Regions from separate parts of the Homo sapiens genome. Here region 2 is linked to region 1. Evidence: chromatin loops called from intact Hi-C (ENCODE). Cell type or tissue: pancreas. All regions are shown on one strand.

The links. A loop is a pair of places that touch in the nucleus more often than their neighbours do. Peaks named below come from ENCODE experiments on the same cell type or tissue, not always from the same donor. Only the 100,000 strongest peaks of a DNase experiment are listed, where the experiment ranks them.
Region 2: it touches region 1 in a loop (4-fold over the local background); 70 of 110 quality-filtered maps call a loop at or near these places.

Annotation. Positions count from the first base shown.
Region 1 is chr19:17,941,724-17,944,223 of GRCh38, forward strand. CCDC124 (coiled-coil domain containing 124) reads left to right here. Exons shown (of 5, transcript NM_001136203.2): 3 at 933-1,122; 4 at 1,538-1,652; 5 at 1,785-2,262. The coding sequence ends at 1,992. Among named protein-coding and RNA genes, the nearest start is that of CCDC124, 10 kb to the left of the region's middle. In pancreas, no CTCF peak of the experiment used is centred here; DNase peaks (open chromatin) are centred at 1,058 and 2,022.
Region 2 is chr19:18,061,114-18,063,613 of GRCh38, forward strand. It overlaps IL12RB1 (interleukin 12 receptor subunit beta 1), which reads right to left. Exons shown (of 17, transcript NM_005535.3): 14 at 1,068-1,164; 15 at 9-84. Among named protein-coding and RNA genes, the nearest start is that of IL12RB1, 25 kb to the right of the region's middle. In pancreas, no CTCF peak of the experiment used is centred here; no DNase peak of the experiment used is centred here.

The DNA of each region.
Region 1 (2,500 bases):
GTGTCCTTAGGTGCGTCCACCCCTATTCTGCGACATTCCCTTCTGTCAAATCTATCTGGAGATGCAGTGGTAGTGTCCCAGGGGGACACTGCAGGTGTGGGGATCGTCCCTGGGAAGGCTGAAGGTGTGAGAGTCAGATGGTGGAGTCTCAGGCAGTGAGGGGGCAGGCAGGGGTGTCCGAGACCAGGGCCCTGCAGGAGTGCCAGGCAGTGGGCAGAGTACTGCCCTGAGCTTCCAGCAGCACTGCATATAAACCGTGGGCTTGCTCGGCCCCCTGGGGTCCGTGCAGGCCAGGGCAAGGGCAAGTCCCGTAGCCCAGATGTCCCTCATCCAGCCAGCATCAGGGCTTCCCTGGGCGGCCGATGTGGAATCAGTTTCAGCCTCAGTGACCCACGGCAGGGAAACGTGGACAGTGCTGCCCGACTCATAAGGGCAGAGCCCCTGCCCTAGCCTGAAACGGGTCCAGGCCTCCCACGGCTCTTAGAATCCAACATGAACCCCTCCCTGGCCCCCAGAGGCTCCGCATGGCCCAGCCGTCTCCCTCCCGGCCTCTTCCCCCTCCCGCTTCACTCCCACTCCAGCCTCCAAGCTGTTCCTGTTACAACAAATGGCTCCTGCCTCGGCGCCTTTGCACTGGTAGCCCTGCTGCTAAGGACGCTCCTGTTCCCCAGCTCTCCCCCTTGGCCGGCGCTCTTCGCACCTAGGAGCGTCACTTCTTCAAGAGCCACCCACCCGCCCTGTCCAAGGTTCCCCTGTTGGCCTCACATCCCCCGCCCAGGGCAGCACCGGGACCTATCTTGTTCCTGGTATGTCCCCTGCACCCAGCACAGAGCCTAAATCCTCGTTGGCTGAGATGAAAACTCGAACCCCAGGCTAGTGGGTGGCGCGGGGGTGTGGGGTCTTCTGCCTGACCATGCACGCCGCCCCCGCAGGAGGAGAAGGAGAAGCGGCGCCTCGACCAGCTGGAACGTAAGAAGGAGACGCAGCGCCTACTGGAGGAGGAGGACTCCAAGCTCAAGGGCGGCAAGGCGCCGCGGGTGGCCACGTCCAGCAAGGTCACCCGGGCCCAGATCGAGGACACGCTGCGCCGAGACCATCAGCTCAGGGAGGCCCCGGACACAGGTCGGGCGGCATCCCGCTCTGGAGCTGCACTTTTGCCCACTGCAGAGGCAGTGGACCTTGAGTCCATTAGCCCCCTCCTGGCCCCCAGAGAAGCTGCCGGGGCTCCACGTGGTGCAGGGTGGGTGGGTAGGCCGCCTCCTGGTAGGCCTGGCCGTGAGCAGACAACCTCAGGGCTTGTGCCCCGCGGGGTCCTCTTGTTTGCAGGGCTGCCGGAAAGTAAGGCAGAGAACTGGGCGCCGGGAGGGTGGGACCTGTCCCAAGAGGGCTTATCAGCTGAAGTCGCGATTCCATCCCCCCTCATCTCTCCCGCCTTCCTCCCGCCCCTAGCTTCTCTTGCCAGTCTCTATCTCATCTCCTTGGAACTGTGCATCTTTGCTTATCTCTCTCTGTCTCTGTCACCCACCCACCCGCCCAGCCGAGAAAGCCAAGAGCCATCTGGAGGTGCCGCTGGAGGAGAACGTGAACCGCCGCGTGCTGGAGGAGGGCAGCGTGGAGGCGCGCACCATCGAGGACGCCATTGCAGTGCTCAGGTAACGGGGCGGGGCCTGGGGCTTTCCCAGGGGTGGAGCTGGTCATCGGGGGCGGGGCTACCTGGGGGCGGGGCCGGGCTTTTCGGGGCAAGGCTGCGCCCAAGGCCCCCTGACGCTCATGTCCACCCCCAGCGTGGCGGAGGAGGCGGCCGACCGGCACCCAGAAAGACGCATGCGGGCAGCCTTCACAGCCTTTGAGGAAGCCCAGCTGCCGCGGCTCAAACAAGAGAACCCCAACATGCGGCTGTCGCAGCTGAAACAGCTGCTCAAGAAGGAGTGGCTCCGCTCTCCTGACAACCCCATGAACCAGCGGGCCGTGCCCTTCAATGCCCCCAAGTGAGCCCAGAACTTGGGGAGCCAGTTCACCCACGGGTGGTCCAGGTCACGACTCTGCACGCCCTTAGGCCAGGTCAGCTGCGAGGGTCACAGAGCGTTCCGGGGGCCAAGGCGCCGGGCCCCGGGGCCATGCTCTTATCACCAGCCACCCGTCCTCCCGCCAGAGGGTCCCTGCCCCGAGTGACACCCCATCCCCTCCCATCCCCCGGCGCGTGTGTGTAGAGCCTCAGGGCTGAGTGCCCAATAAAGGTGGCGGCAAGGCTGCGGTGAGGCACTTGAAGCCTAAGTGAGTGGGTGGGGAGAGGCGGGCGAAGAATGGGGAGAAGGAACAGCTTTGGGGACCTGCTGTGAACCGCACTGGGATCATAGCTAGAAAAGACAAGAGCCCCCAACAGCGCGCTCCTTCCTGCTGCCAGCTGTGCTTCATCGGCTCCTGCCAGCACCCCTCCTTGGCTGTGCCACTTGTCCAGTGAGGCACCTGCTCCACTGTCTCCTGCACACGCTTAGAGAGG
Region 2 (2,500 bases), 120 kb after region 1:
ATCCTTACCTCCTTCCCTCCAGGGAACTCAATGGCGGAGCTGGCACAGGGTGTGGGCAGCGGCGGGCACAGGTGCCGTGCGGCCCTGGGGAGGAAAGGGGACCAGTGAGAGGAGCTGAGGTTTTTTTTTTTTTTGGAGACGGAGTCTTGCTCTGTTGCCCAGGCTGGAGTGCAGTGGCGCGATCTCGGCTCACTGCAACCTCTGCCTCCTGGGTTCAATCGATTCTCCTGACTCAGCCTCCTGAGTAGCTGAGATTACAAACGTGTGCCACCACACCCGGCTAATTTTTGTAGTTTTGGTAGAGAGAGGTTTCGCCATGTTGGCCAGGCTGGTGTCCAACTCCTGGCCTAAAGCGATCTGCCTGCCTCAGCCTCCCAAAGTGCTGGGATTACAGGAGTGAGCCACCGTGCCCGGCTTGAAAGCAGCTTTCAATCAGACATGCCCACCAGTGTCACCGCCCCTTTCCATGGGAATGACCAAGGACCCAAAAGTTACTATCCCTTCCCTAGAAATTTCTGCATAGGATCACCTGAGGTCAGGAGTTCAAGACCAGCCTGGCCAACATGGTGAAACCCTATCTCTACTGAAAATACAAAATAAATAGCTGGGTGTGATGGCACGCACCTGTAGTCCCAGCTACTTGGGAGGCTGAGACAGGAGAATGGCTTGAACCCGGGAGGGGGAGGTTGCAATAAGCCAAGATCGTGCCACTGCACTCTAGCCTGGGTAACAGAGTAAGACTCCATCTCAAAAAAGAAAAAAAAAAGAAAGAAATTTTGCATAAACTGCCCCCCTTAATCTGCATGCAATTAAAAGTAAGTATAAATCTGACTGCAAAACCGCTCTCAGCGGCTACTCTCCGCCTACAGGGAAGCCCTGCTCTGCAGAGGCAGTCACGGAGCTATAACTGCTGCTTCAATAAAGCTGTTTTCTTCTACCTCTGGCTTGCCCTTGAATTATTTCCTGGGCAAAGCCAAGGACCCAATCTGCGGGCTAAGCTCCACTTTAGGGCTCCCCTGCCCAGCATCATTACCATCGCTATGGTAACGGTAAGAGGTGTCAGTTACCTGTTCAGGCCAAGGTAGCCAAGGACGCCCACGAGAAGGATGCTCAGGAAGCTCCCCAGGGAGGCGAAGAAGATGAGCCAATCAGAAACCTGCACTTCTGAGGTGGGAGAGCGTGGGTTGGCAGAGGGCTACCTCCTGCCTCTTCCTCAGGGAAGGAGCTAGGAGGGCCTGGTTTCTCCATGAACTTGCTGCTGATCCTGGTGCACATGCCACGGGCTTCTCACTGGGAGACCACAGAACCCACCTGCCCGGTAGCTGTCAAGAAATAAAGGCCTGGCATGCAGGAAGTGTTCAAGACTCTGTAATTCCAGGCCGGGCACAGTGACTCATGACTGTTATCCCAGCACTTTGGGAGGCCAACGTGGGCTGATCACCTGAGGTCAGGAGTTCGAGACCAGCCTGACCAATATGATGAAACCTGTCTCTACTAAAAACACAAAAATTAGCTGGGCGTGGTGGTGTGCGCCGGTAATCCCAGCTACTTGGGAGGGTGAGACAGAAGAATCGCTTGAACTCGGGAGGCGGAGGTTGCAGTGAGCCGAGATCGCATCATTGCATTCCAGCCTCGGCAATAAGAGGGAAAATCTGTCTCAAAAAGATAAAAAAAGACTCTGTAATTCCAGGAGCCTGCACATAGGGCACATGTGGCTGCCCCTGGACCCAGGCCTGCCTGCCCCCCACCAACCCTGACTCTTTTGTTCTCTGGGTTCCAGTTGGTTCTCTTGGAACTGAAAGGACACCGTGGCATGAACAGGGATCATTTGATCTCTGAATCTCTTATAACCATGCACCCGACAACAGAGCCTGTGTTGTTCTCTTCCTCCTCCTCCTCCTCCTCCTCCCTCTTCTTCTATTCCTCTTCCTCTTCTTCTTCTTTCTTCTCCTTCTTCTTCTTCTATTTTTTTTTTTTTTTTTTTTTTTTTTTTTTTTTTTGAGACAGGGTCTTGCTCCGTCGCCCAGGCCAGAGTGCAGTGGTGCAGTCACGGCTCACTGCAACCTTGAACTCCTGGTCTCAAGCCATCCTCCCACCTCAGCCTCCTGAGCAGCTGAGACTACAGGTGTGCACCACCACACCCCACTATTTTAAAAATATTTTTTGTAGAGATGAGGTCTCACCATGTTGCCCAGGCTGGTCTTGAACTCCTCGGCTCAAGCAATCCTCCAGCCTCAGCCTCCCAAAGTGCTGGGATTACAGGTGTGAGCCACCACACCGGGTTTTGCCTGTGTCCTCCTTATTTTTGCATTCATTTATTTGTCGCTCAATGAACAGATTCCTGCATCTTCCTCCTCCCCAAGAGCCCCCAGATACCTTGACACATCTACCCCAACCCCGCAGTGTCAGACCAGGGAGAAGGGACAGTTGTAAACAAGGGCATGGCCAGAAGGAGGCAGAGAAGTCTTGCTGGAGGAGGGAACTTTTGAGCTGAGTTTTG